Regions from separate parts of the Homo sapiens genome. Here region 1 is linked to region 2. A link is a contact called in ENCODE Hi-C or POLR2A ChIA-PET data. All regions are on one chromosome and are shown on one strand. Each heading gives the region's core, a stretch centred on a gene start or an enhancer-like site at or near the end of the contact. The rest is flanking DNA. Distances are from core to core; before and after follow the strand shown. Region 1 overlaps ALDH5A1 (aldehyde dehydrogenase 5 family member A1). Region 2 holds the start of DEK (DEK proto-oncogene).

Region 1 (7,034 bases), core at 1,419-3,918, 6.3 Mb after region 2:
CAACCCTGACTCACTCCCTCTTTCTATAAATAATGACTTTTAGTGTCTTGTCATCCCAGTGTTTATTTTACTAATTTATTTATTTATTTAATTTTTGAAATGGAGTCTCCCTATGCTGCCCAGGCTGGTCTGGAACCCCTGGCCTCAAGTAATCCTCCCACTTCAGCCTCTTAAGGTGCTGGGACTACAGGTGCACACTACCACACCCAGCCTCTTCCCAATGTTTCTTTATCAAATACAAGCAAATGTAAATATATATTCTTATTTCTCCGTTTTCTTATGCAAAGTTATCCCATGTACACCACTGTGCACCTTGCTTTTTTCACCATTTGGTAATTTTTTTAAACAAAGGCTTAACAATCCTGGTAATGGATTTCTGTGCTCACAGCTTTCTCTCCTCTGCTCACAGATCCTGTTGCACCACGCAGCAAACTCTGTGAAAAGGGTCTCTATGGAGCTGGGCGGCCTTGCTCCATTTATAGTATTTGACAGTGCCAACGTGGACCAGGCTGTAGCAGGGGCCATGGCATCTAAATTTAGGAACACTGGACAGGTGAGTCCTGGAGAGTATTTCAGGATGTGTGTTTGCGTGTGCATGTGTGAGTGTGTGTATGTGTGTGTGTGTGATATGTGTGCATGTGAGTGTGTGTGTGTGTGCGTGTGTGTGTGTTACAAAGATCCCACCACCTCTACTGCCTTATATCCCATAAGGAAACTTTTGGGTTCCTTCCATTATTCATTCTTTATTCATTGACTCTTTCAGCAAATATTTAGTATATGCCTTACTTTTTATTACCAGGGTTATACTAGGCTCAGAGGGGCCCCCCCAAAATAAGGTACAGTCCCTGGCTTCAAATAATTTTCTGAACAGCAGATGTCCTTTAGTCAAATTGTTCTCTGTTTTCTTCTTTCCCCTATCCTTTTAATCTGGTTATTTTTATAGTTTTCTTTCATTGATCTTTTTTCTACTGAACGGATATAATCTCCTCAGACACAGAACAGCCTTGAACAATTGGGGTCTCTGAGGCCAAGGGAAAGAAAGTAAGAAAATGTTGAGGAGGGTGGTGGCTGGAATAACTCAAAACCCTGTTGCCTGCTATGACCCAGTGGGGCCTCGCTGTCCCGAGATGGAGGGAGCCTCAGAGGTGCCCTCTACAGGGCACAGGCCCACGCCAGCAGTGTTTTAGAGGAGCATCCAGGCTGTCCTGGGAGACCAGAGGCCTGAGCTCATGTCTTCCTAGGAAATCCTGGAATATTTGATCTGTCAGGGACCTTCACAGTTATCAGCTCTACAAACGTTGCATTTTAGAGATGAGGAAATGAAACTCTAGAAAGAAAAAGTGACTTAGAGATCAGACGTCTTTGGGCCACAGTGTCAAATCTGCTGAGGAGCTGGGACTCTGAGCCAAGGCTCCTGTCTTCCAGTTCTATCCAAGCTGCTGCCAGGGTCCTGCCTTCTTAAATATTCTTAAGCATTCATCTTAAAAGTACCATCAATATGTAATTTTAAATGCATTCTAGAAACAGAGTAAATATCCCTGAAAGGTTATATTGTGAAAAAACTGAAATGTGTGATATTCTCTATCAAATAATTTTCATCCTTGCCTTGGCCTTTGGTAATTAAGTTTTTCCCTTCCACATAACCTAAATAAGCTTGGTTTTGTCTGAAATAAGTATATTTTCCTTCATAAATACAAAATGTCAATATATGTTACCATCAATTACACTGTAAGGCTACAACTTGGGGACAGGTATGGTGGCTCAGAACTGTAATCCCAGCATTTTGGGAGGCCAAAGCAGGAGGATCACTTGAGCCCAGGAGTTGGAGACCAGCCTGGGCAACAGAGTGAGACTCTGTCTCTACAATTTTTTTTTTTTTTTTTTTTTTTTTGTGTGACAGAGTCTCACTCTGTTGCCCAGGCTGAAGTGTAGTGGCATGATGTCAGCTCACTGCAACCTCCACCTCCCGGATTCAAGAGATTCTCCTGCCTCAGCCTCCTGAGTAGCTGGGACTACAGCTAATTTTTCTATTTTTAGTAGAGATGGGTTTCACTATGTTGGCCAGGCTAGTCTCGAACTCCTGACCTTAGGTGATCCACCCACCTCAGCCTCCCAAAGTGCTGGGGTTACAGGCATGAGCCACTGCGCCCAGCCAAAAAAAATTAAAAATTAGCTGGGCATGGTGGCAAGTGCCTATAGTCCCACCTACTTGGGAGGCTGAGGTGGAAGAATCACTTGAGCCCTGGAGGTCAAGGCTGCAGTGAACTCATCACTACTGCACTCCAGCCTGGGCGACAGAGCGAGACCCTGTGTCAGCAAAACAAAAGACTATAAGTTGGTGTTGGACCACATTCCTCTTAGCCTCTGCTGTTGCTGCAGCATCACAGTCTCCTAGGAGAATTGCACTCTTTCCCCACCCCCCAGGGAAACAAAATAAAAGCCATTTGAAAAAAACATGGATTGGGTGGCTTTTTTTTCTTTTCTTTCGTGTGTGTGTGTGTGTGTGTGTGTGTACAGGTGCTTATTGCCAACTAATCACTGATGCATAGCAGCTGTGTAGCATAGCAGCTGTGGAGGGAACTGGAGGGGAACATGCACTGACTCAGTGCTTTTATCTTTGGGGCCAAGCCCACGTGAGGAGGAAAATGGCAGTTTGAGCACATGACAACCACCGAGGGAAGTGTTTTCACAGAGAGGCGGTAGCAGCCACACGTTCACTGGTCAGGTCTGCAGCTTCTGACAGACTGTGTGGGTTTGTTTTTGTCTCCTGTCCAGACTTGTGTTTGCTCAAACCAATTCTTGGTGCAAAGGGGCATCCATGATGCCTTTGTAAAAGCATTCGCCGAGGCCATGAAGAAGAACCTGCGCGTAGGTAATGGATTTGAGGAAGGAACTACTCAGGGCCCATTAATTAATGAAAAAGCGGTAGAAAAGGTAAGTATATTGTATTATTTGTGAAAGTAAATTTCATGGTTTCAATATGAAAAGCTTAATCAGCAAAAAACACTTTGGCTGGAGGGGTGGGGATAGAGAGGGGTGGGTTGACAGAATATTACAGCTAGACAGAAGGAATAAGCTCTGGTGTTCTACAGCACTGTAGAATGACTGTAATTAGCAACAATGTATTGTATATTTTCAAATAGCTATTATTAGAAGAGTAGATTTTGAACGTTCCCAGTATAAAGAAATGATCAATGTTTGAGGCGATAGATGTGCTAACTATCCTGATTAGAGTATAGAGTATGAGAGATCTACATCTATACATGGAATCGAATGGAATTTTCAATGATGTTTTCATACAAAAACCACAAAGGTTAAAATAAGTAAAAAATTAATAATAGCTAAAAAAAATGATGTTAAAAGGCAAAAAAAAAAAATGAAAACAAAAAAGTCATTTTGGTAAAGTGCCCAGCAAGCCTATTTTGTAAACAATGGAGAAACCTGAGAAAAGTGAATTCTGCCTACCAGTTATATGAATCGGGTTGTTGTCTGGTCATGAGCTGCTATAGCCCTGCCATTGCACCAAGTCCCCATGCGGTCTGTCACTGTAGCTCTTTACTGTCCTCCCTAAATTTTGTTATAGTGATGATAATTCTATCCCTCACTGCCTCAGCAATTAGGATCTTGAGACAAAGTTCATTCATCTTTTGGAACACCTATGGAATGGAAGACTGGCTTGGTTTTGAGATGGTTTGCGTTTCGGCTGTAATGCTGATGTTGTCCTGTTCTTTCTTCTCTTGATGACAAAATCCCTGTCTAAAACAGTCCTTCATGAAAGTATCCCAGCCGGGGGTGCAGAATCACAGATGCCGCGTTCAGGATTTAGAGATATTGAGGGGAAACTGCTTTTAGGAAAGATTTGTTTGTTTAAAAAAATGTTATAATCCATACTACTAGCTATATGAGACTTCTCTCCTTATTCTACTGTTTTAAAAAAATCCATTTTGGAGTCACAAGAAAGTTTCTTGTAATATCAAACATCCAGTTTTTTGTGTTTTTTTTTTTTTTTTTTGAGACGGCGTCTCGCTCTGTTGCCCAGGCTAGAGTATAGTGGTGAGTCTTGACTCACTGCAACCTCCGCCCCACTGAGTTCAATTGATTCTCCTGCCTCAGCCTCCCGAGTAGCTGGGGTTACAGGCACCCACCACCACGCCTGGCTACTTTTTGTATTTTTAGTAGTGCTGGGGTTTCACATGTTGGCCAGACTGCTCTCGAACTCCTGACCTCAGGTGATCCACCTGCCTCGGCCTCCCAAAGTGCTGGGATTACAGGCGTGAGCCACCATGCCTACCCAGAAATGGTTTTAACGGAATATTTTAAATCAGGAAGACAGTAGAAGCTGAAGATTGTGTGTGGGAAAGAAGGGAGGAGAGGTGGTCAGAGGGAGACACACAGTGGAGGCACAGCCAGCCCCTGGATGCAACTGAAGAACCAGAAGCAAGTGACAGCCAAGTCAGTACTCATCATGGGAAGCACAGCCCCACCGCTGTTCCTCAACCTCCTCAGAGCCTGAGAACCAAGCCCTGACTCCATGGCTGCCTCCACCCCGTGGGCAGTCAACTCAGCTGAACCCACATCCATTGCCTTGGGAAACCCAGGGAAGCCTCGAGGTTTGACAGAGCTCTGATAAATTTCTAGTTACTGTCTTGGGATTACTCTAGATAAAGAAAATACATTAAAATTTACATTGGAACCACCTGCATTTTAGAGGTGACTTTGGACCTTGGGGACAAGGCAGGGGTATTCACTTGTCTAGTGAAGGCAATTTGGGTCTAGGCCAGCTGTGGTTCAAGTCCTAGAGTGGTGGTCCTTAACTCACACCGTGCCTTTATCGACTACAGTTGCCTGGGACCCATCCAAGAAGACTAGGTGTTAATTTATGTGTAGTCAGCCTAGGCATTGGCATTTTCTAAGTGCCCCAGTATGATGCTAGTTTGCAGCCAGTCTGGGAAACCACTCTGTCTTGAAGATTTTTTTCCCCAAAGGGAAGACGCAGACATTGTCCTCCAGATGGTGCTGTACGCCAGGACTTCAAACAAGCAGACAGCGAGATTTCTTTTTTGCTGGAGAGAAATTTGGTGGAAACCACCTTGTTTAAAAACACTTCATTGTGTTGGCTTTAGTGTACATACTGTCATAGAGTGGGTTCTAGGAAAAAAACACTGCATCTCACATTAATATGACAAGAAAAGGGCAGAGCAGATTATATTTGGGGAGGAAGGGGGTATTTTTGTTAAGTAGAATTATTTTTATAATATAAAATTCATAGAAAGTAAGCCATCCTAGCCGATGGGGATTAGTTGCAGGTGATGCACTATGAGAGCATTGCAGGAGGGGCATGGATTTCAAAAGAGTCAGTCTCAAAGACAGAATGCACTCACACCTATATTTACCTTCCTGAAACCCTATAGAAAATTCAGCTGAGGGCCGGGCACAGTGGCTCACGCCTATAATCCCAGCATTTGGGAAGCTGAGGCGGGTGGGTCACTTGAGGTCAGGAGTTTGAGACCAGCCTGACCAACACAGTGAAACCCTATCTCTAAAAAAAAAAAAAAAGAAAAGAAAAATTAGCCAGGTGTGGTGGCAAGCACCTGTAGTCCCAGCTACTCAGGAGGCGGGGGCAAGAGAATCTCTTGAACCCACGAGGCGGAGGTTGCAGTGAGCAGAGATCGCACCAGTGCACCCCAGCCCAGCCTGAGCAACAAAACAGAAGTCAAAACAGAAGTCAAAATAGATGGGTCTACCCAGGGGAACCCTGCAGAGGAAATTGGTGCCATTTTAAACGACAGAGCCTTTCTAGAATTGGTGGCTACAGAAAGTAGGAATAGGAGGAGGGGAGGAGATGAAGCTGGTTGATTCTACTTCTGCACAATTTTCTGGGTCATTCCCACCATCCCTTCTCACCACGACCACCACCAAGACACATGAGACAGCAGAGGCATTTGTTCTGGGCAGGACAGCTTTTCTGAAGAAATATAGTAGGTATCTAGGCAGACTACAGCTTCAAGAGCGAGGCTAGGTACCTCAGGGTAGGGCTCTCTCGACTTTGCCTTTTGGGGAAGGGAGCTGCCCTTATGTGAAGCCTGCAAGTTAGAATAAACCCAAGCTTAAAACAGCAAAGACCACTCATGCCACACATCCCCAAATTGATCAACCCAGTCCTTGTGTGTGTGTGTGTCCCCCAAACACACTGCTGGAGCTGAGAAGGAGCTGACCAGGTTAGTTTCGACAACTCAGTCCTTCATTCAGAAAGATGAACAACCAAGGATCATGATGGGAAAACCACCAGCACATAAGAGGAAAGGTCAGGAAGAACAAACAGAATAGTCCCTGAAGGAAGCAGATAAATTAGGGAACTGGAAGGAAATTTTCTAAAAATCTCATAGTGTCCTGCAAGAGTTTTGGGAAGATAGTACATCTGTAAACTGTTAATAAGAAGTATGTTCTAGGCTTAAAGTATAATAATAATAAAAAAAGAAGTATGTTCTAGGAAATGAAGCAATGAAAACAAAGAGTCTGTAGAAATTAGACATATGACTGTCACAAGATTCGGTACCTGAAGTAGATGATAAAATTTCGGAGATCTTATGGAGTTTAAAGCAAACTATAGAGAGGCAAAAAATATAATAGAAATGCAAAAAAAAATCAGAACTAATCTGAACTCCTGTTAATACCCGTCCAGTAGTAGGAGTTCTGGAGTGAAATAATTGGGAAAATGGAGGAAGTGACATTACCAAGTAAATAATAGATGGAAACTTCTCAGAGTTAGGGGAAAATAATTATTCTGCAGATTGAAAGATTTCACTGCTTACCAAGTAGGATGAATGAAAAGGGAATATATATATATCTTCTCTATATATATATATTCTATATATATATATCTTCTATATATATATTCTATATATATATCTACTATATATATATTCTATATATATCTACTATATATTCTATATATATATCTAATATATATATATGTGTGTGTGTATATATATATATATATATATATATATATATATAGTATTGCTAAAATTTTA
Region 2 (6,480 bases), core at 2,931-5,430:
AGGAACCCACAGATATGGAGAGCCAACAGTATATGCCTGTCTGTCATCTGGACAGCTACAATTCATGTCCTACAGGCACCTAAACTCAAAATATTCAAAAGAAAAATCATAATCATCTCCAAACTTGCTCACTTTGTGAATTTTTTTCAAAAAACATTAATACCATCCACCCACCTGCCAAAGACAGAAACCTAAGAGTCATCTTTTACTAGTCATTTCTCTCACTTCCCTTTTCCCCAAAATCACTGCCAATTTTGGCTAATCTGACCCCTTTCTTAGGACAGACTTCAGAGGATATATGAGAAAGCCTGGGTGCCTGGGCAGAAGCCTCCTGCAGGGGTGGAACTCTCACAGAAAACTGCTACTCAGGGCCAGGCGTGGTGGCTCATTCCTGTAATCCAGGCCCTTTGGGAGGCAGAGACGGGCAGGTCACTTGAGCTAAGGAGTCTGAGACCAGCCTGGGCAACATGGTAAAACCCTGCCTCTACAAAAAATACAGAAAGTACCCGGGCATGGTGGCGCATGCCTGTGGTTCCTGAGGTGAGAGGATTGCTTGAGCCTGGGAGGCAGAGTTTGCAGTGAGCTGAGATCATGTTACTGCACTCCAGCCTGGGTGACAAGTGAGACCTTGTCTCCAAAAAAAAAAAAAAAAAAGAAAGAAAACCTCTACTAGGGCAGTGTGGAGTGGAAAGGGGAAATGGGGGGTGGACCCCTAGATTCACCACCAAGGCTCTATTGGCTAGTGGAGCTGTGGGAAGGGGGCTGCCACCTCCAAACTCCAGCATGGTAGAGCCACAAGCAGCTTGCATCCTGAGCTGCCCAAAGCCTTGGGACCCCTCACCCCTTGCACCAGCGTGCTCTGGATGCCAGACATGCAGTAAAAGGAGATAATTTTGGAGCTTTAAGATTTAAAGACTGCCCTGCTAGGATTCAGACTTGTAGGCCGGGCGCAGTGGCTTACGTCTGTAATCCTAAAACTCTGGGAGGCTGAGACGGGCGGATCACCTGAGGTCGGGAGTTTGAGACCAGCCTGACCAACATGGAGAAACCTTGTCTCTATTAAAAATACAAAATCAGCCAGCTGTGGTGGCATATGCCTGTAATCCCAGCTACTCGAGAGGCTGAGGCAGTAGAATCCCTTGAACCAGGAGGCAGAGGTTGCGGTTAGCCGAGGTCAGGCCACTGCACTCCAGCCTGGGCAACGAGAGCGAAACTCCGTTTCAAAAAACAAACAAACAAACAAACACAGAAAAACAAAAACCAAACAAAAACCAAACCAGACTGTGTGGGGCCTATTGCACCTTTCTTTTGGCCTTTCTCCCTTTTGGAATGGGAATTTTACCCAATGTCTGTACCATCACTGTATCTTGGGAGTAAATAACTTGTTTTTGATCTCACAGGCTCATAGGTGGAAGAAACTCATCTTCAGATGAAACTCTGGACTTACAGATTTGGGACTTCTGTGTTAATGCTGAAACAAGACCGGACTTTGGGGGACTACTGCGAAGGCACAACTGAATCTTGAAATGTGAGAAACATATGAGAGTTGGGGGACCGGGGGTGCAATGATATGCTTTGGATGTTTGCCCCCTCCAAATTTCGTGTTGAAAAGTGATTTGCAATGCTGGAGGTGAGGCCTGGTAAGGTGATTAAATCATGGGGGCAGATCCCTCATGAACGGCTTAGCATGGTAATCCGTGGTGGTGAGTGAGTTCTCTCAAGATTTGTTTAAAAGAGCATGGCACCTCCCTCTACAACTTGCTCCCACTCCCAAATGAAATGCCTGCTCCCCCTTTGTCTTCTGCCATGATTGGAAGTTTCCTGAGGCTTTCACCAGAAGCAAATACTGGCGCCATGCTTCTTGTACTGTCTGCAGAACCACGAATCAATAAAACCTATTTTCTTTATAAACTACCCTGCCTCAAGTGTTTCTTTATAGTAACGCAAAAAAAAAAAAAAGCCTAATACAGAAAGTATTTCACTGTCTGGCTTCCATGATGCCTCAGTTCTAAAGTTAAATATTCAGGGTTAAGTAAAATAAAAACTTTCACAATTCTACTTGTCCCACAAACACCTCAAATTAGTAAAAAGAATAATAAATCACAGCTACAATAAAACTATTAGGGGATAAAATTTCTACAACATCATGTTTTTAAAAATAATTTGTCTAGAACAAAACATGGGATTCTTTCAACTACCAACTCTTCCCCAAGCATTACTGTGTTGGCCACTTACAGTATATTTACATGACTTCTCTAATTTTTTCCTGACATGAAGAAAATTCACCATTTCTTTGGCATCTCAACCCTGCCCCCACCAGAAGACCAAAATACAAACAAAAAATTGGAGAAAAAGTGCAGAGCCTCTTTGGCTAGCAGCGAGATAGTGCAGCCAATTTTGTTGTTGTATTAAAAATAATTTTAAAATAACATGTTGTTAAGCAATAGTTTATGTGAAAACTTATATTTAAAAAGCCATGCTTTACTTAAATATGCCCTTCTTAGGGCACATACCACTTTAAACAAACAAAAGGCACACCTTGTAATCTTAACCCAGATTGTGACCACAGGCTGGTTGAGGCTTAAAAAAAATCCGGGTTTAGGAAGAGCGCTTCAACCTCTTCCCAAGTGTGGCTGAGTCGTAAACATATACGAAATAACCGCAGACTAAGCTAATATCAAAGAATGCTAAGAGATGCGACTCGGATTTTTAAATGTTTGGAAACATGTCAAGAAGCGGGTACACCTGAAACAGACACTGCATGCATCCTGGATAAACTGCCGCAGCACACTCCTCTATTCAGTCAAGTTTCCGTTTCACACCTCCAGTCAAATCAGGGCTCATATCGCCCTCCCTTAAAACAGACACAGGTTCGAAACCGAGACAGTGCTGGGCTCACATTTAACTTTCTTTCAGAGTTCACTTTCTTCATTTTTAACTACTTTCTCAAGTAGCAACAGCTTTCACCGCTGTTTGCCAGGGAGGGAAACTTTTTGGTAAATGTAAAAATATTCGAAAGTATTCAAATACTTCCGGGTCTAGCCTTATAACTTCAGTCTTAACGGGCTGCACCAAGACCTTACAATAACTTCAAAAGGCAAAAGATGTGTAATGAAAAGGACAAAATTAGAACATCCACTTAGCAACTTCAAAGGTGCACACACACAGGTAAAAAAAAAAATCAAATCCAAGACCTACAAACTTCCCGTCAAATGATGAAATGTTAACGAACGTTTAGAGCGGACGAGAAGTCGGCTGCACTCCAATACATCTCTACCACGCTAACAAATACTTTAAAAACCGGAATACACAAAGTCAATTCTACGCCATCGCTCAAAACAAAAGCAGATAAATTGTGCACACATTCTCGCTGAAAATCACTCCGACTTCACGCCTCTAAACACCAAAAGAGCAAGAAAACTGTTTCCTGGGTGAAAAATACAAAAAAACTTCGGTCTGAAAAATTCATCAGTTGGGATGCGACTCCCCCCACCTTTTTCCTCCTCCTCCTCCTCCTCGTCGTCCTCGTCCTCTTCCTCCTCGCTCTCCTCTCTGGGACCGGGCATTTCGGGTTCTTTCTCGGACGCGGGCTGGGTGGGGGTTCCCTCCCCCTCCGCAGCAGGGGCCGAGGCGGACATGCTGTGAACCTGCATGCGGGAAGAAAGCCGGACGTCTCGGTCCTCCTACTCCCGCAGGCAGGACCGGGCGGCCACCCTGAATGATGCTACCCTTCCCGCGGGACACCTGCCCTGAAAGTTGCCTCCTCCCATAGCCGGGACCGCAGCGCTCAGTCCCCAGGGGCGGCTTCCCTCCCGCTCCGCCGCCGCCGTCCAGGGATTCCCGAGGCGGGAAACCGCGCCCGCTGCCCCGCGTGCGCGCGCGCCCGCCCGGCCTGCGCTGTTCCCGGCCCGGCCCGAGCTGCCGGCCCTCCACGTCCCCTCCCCCGCCCCAGGCCGCCGTCCAAATGGCCGCGTCCCTCCCCCGTCGGCCGCGGCAGGGGCGACCGGGCCTCCGGCGTCCCGAAGCAGCCCTTACCGCGGATTTCGGCCGCCGCGGGCCTGGCACGCGAGGGCACGAGGAGGTTCTGGGAGGCGGCGGCGGCCGACGCCGAGGAGAAGGCGCGCGGGCCGCTGTCTGGCGTGACGCTCGCGCCGCGCGCTCGGCTCCCCAGAATCAACAAGATTTTCAAAATGGCGGTTCGGGAAGGAGAGCGGGAATGCGGCGACCAATCAGGGCCGCGAGCTGGGAGTTGGCGGGCGCGGGGCGGGGGAGGCGGGGCGGCCGGGTGCCTCCGCGGGAAGCTCGGGCGGGCGGGACCGCGAGGGGTCGCCTCGGCCGCGGGCGGAGGGATGCGCGCGCGGGGCTCTCCCCGGCTGCGCCTGGAGTGTGGTCGGCGCTCGGGCCCCGGAGTGCGGGCGGGCTGTGTCCCGCGGGGCGGGCGGGAGCGGGAGGCGAGGCGGCCTGGCAGCGCGGAACGGAAGGACGCTAGGGGGCCTGCGTGTTTATTGTTTCCACGGTCGCTTCCTGGAAAAGATGATGAGCAGTCCCGGGCCGCGGAGGGGCGCGGCGGGCGCGGTAAAGAAGTTTAGAGATCTCCGAAGTCGCTATCGACAGTGTTACTCTGAGGCGGAGGAGAATTAATCAGCGGTCTCATCAATGCTCCAGAAATCATGCTGGGTGATAGATAACTCCCAAATCTGTATTTCTGAGGACCGCATCGCTTGTAAGGTGCACCGAAAGGAAAAAGATCCTACCTGCCACGTTAAAGGTTCACATAGCCAGCCACATAGATTTACACCCCTGTAAATATAAGGGGAGAGGCTCCCTCCCACCCCATTCCTTCTCCTCTCCTCTCTCACACACACTCTCTGTTTTATAATAGAGGAAATATGTTATTTGGCCGGGTCCAGACCCTTCTCCCAGAGTTCTAGGTCATCTATGCAGATGCTTTTTACACATTCAACACTGCAGACACTCAAAGCAGTATCTTCCCTGCTCAATGCTGCCTTCTTTTGTATGTGATTTCCTTTATTTTCTCCCAACTCTTCAACCACTAGCTCACCTGAAGGATCCTTGTACTCAGTGGACTTAATAGAAATGTGATCAGTGAAATTTGCCTGGACTCTGGGTTGCAGGACAAAAATTAGACATTTCCTTTGAATCTTCCCTTTTCCTTTTGTTCCCCTTCCAAAACATACGCGAATAGTGTCATTTCTACCCTCAAACGGTATGCCATTTTCCACACTATTTATCCCACTCAAATCCTATCCACACTCCACAGCTCATCTCTCCTTCTTGCTGCCTGCAACGTGGTTGGGAGTGGGGGGTTGTGTTTCACCCCTATTTGTGTTACAGCTCTTTCAATCCTACCATTTGGCAGGTCCTGAGTTCTGGTCCTGTGTCCAGGAAGAGTGAGGCACGCAAACAACTGGAGGGTGAGCAAGGTGGACAGGAGCTTCACTGAGGGACAGAACAGCTCTCCTGAGACCTGAAGTGGGTTGCTCCTTTCTGCAGGGGGGTTGTCCCGACTAGCGTCCTGCCCTCAGTGGAGAGGAGACCCATAGTGGGCAGCTCCTTTCTGCAGGCAGGTGGTCCTGACGAGTTGAGGAGACCAAAGTGGGTAGCTCCTTCCTGCAGCTGGTAGGCCTGAGCGCTGGCTGAGTCTGGGGTTTTTATGGGCTCAGAAGGGAGGAAGTGTGTGCTGATTGGCCCATGGGTGGGCCCAGAAAAAGCACCACTAGTTTTCACTCTGGGCTGCAGACTCTACCTGGAACTGGCCACCAGGCCCCCCAGGCTTCAGGCCATCCCTGGCTTGAAGGTGGGCAGGGACCTACCCCTTTCCCCCCAGGAACGTGTCTGCCTCCCACCATCAACATGTCATCCATGGCGCCCAGGCTGTTTGTGCTGAGGGGTGCCTGCAGGCCCACGCGGAGCCACCCTCAGCCCCACCAGCCTCTTTCTCGCACTTGTTGGTGCCCAAAGTCCAGAGAGGGCCAAGGCGGCAGGTGGCTGGTGTGTCAGTGCTGCCCTGAACACGTGCACACCCAGCTGGGTTGCAGCAGCGCCCGTGCCTGGCCACAACTTTGCTCCGCCTTGGAGTGGGCCCTGGGAGTGGGTAGAGAGAGGGTAGAGGCCTGGGAACAGGCACATTCTTTTTTTTTTTTTTTTTTTTTTTGAGACAGGGTCTCACTCTGTCACCCAAGCTGGAGTGCAGTGGCGTGCTCTTGGCTCACTGCAACCTCAGGAGCAGGCACTTTCAGCCTGCAGGGGCAGGGGGTTTCCTGGGCCCCCAAGAGTGCAGGGATGGCTGGGTGCAGAGCTGCGGCTGGACGGCTGCAGCTGTGCCCAGGAACATGGGTCTCCCGCCTCGCTGACGTGGTAGGGGACGGGGCTCTTGCATGTTCCTGGCGCCCGCTGTCTCTGAGGAGTGGGCAGCTCTGGCCACGCCTTCCATACTGCAGCTGGCATCCCCTCAGCAGC

The links. Hi-C counts contacts between places; a loop is a spot of excess contacts on that map. ChIA-PET counts read pairs that join two places held with the same protein, here RNA polymerase II (POLR2A). Pooled maps may share reads with other maps.
Region 1: a map with no recorded cell type shows a loop between it and region 2 (5-fold over the local background). The contact joins the enhancer-like site here to the promoter of DEK in region 2. A Hi-C loop is called at or near these places in 1 of 37 single-sample maps with no recorded cell type and 1 of 50 pooled maps. POLR2A ChIA-PET finds 5 or more read pairs at or near these places in 1 of 52 experiments (activated T-cell).

The regions. Positions count from the first base shown.
Region 1 is chr6:24,519,992-24,527,025 of GRCh38, forward strand. It overlaps ALDH5A1 (aldehyde dehydrogenase 5 family member A1), which reads left to right. Exons shown (of 10, transcript NM_001080.3): 6 at 410-553; 7 at 2,776-2,934. Among named protein-coding and RNA genes, the nearest start is that of ALDH5A1, 29 kb to the left of the region's middle. RefSeq lists silencers at 1,044-1,093, 2,463-2,512. Within about 2 kb of position 2,669, at least 4 of the 41 ENCODE cell types and tissues checked have a DNase peak (open chromatin) inside an H3K27ac peak, as active enhancers do.
Region 2 is chr6:18,260,350-18,266,829 of GRCh38, forward strand. DEK (DEK proto-oncogene) reads right to left here and starts at 4,181. Exons shown (of 11, transcript NM_003472.4): 1 at 4,036-4,181; 2 at 3,494-3,647. The coding sequence starts at 3,638. It overlaps LOC124901270 (a long non-coding RNA gene), which reads left to right and starts at 4,183. Exons shown (of 2, transcript XR_007059486.1): 1 at 4,183-4,728; 2 at 5,381-6,480. RefSeq lists enhancers at 68-187, 3,305-3,856 and silencers at 3,742-3,801, 3,862-4,221, 4,262-4,541.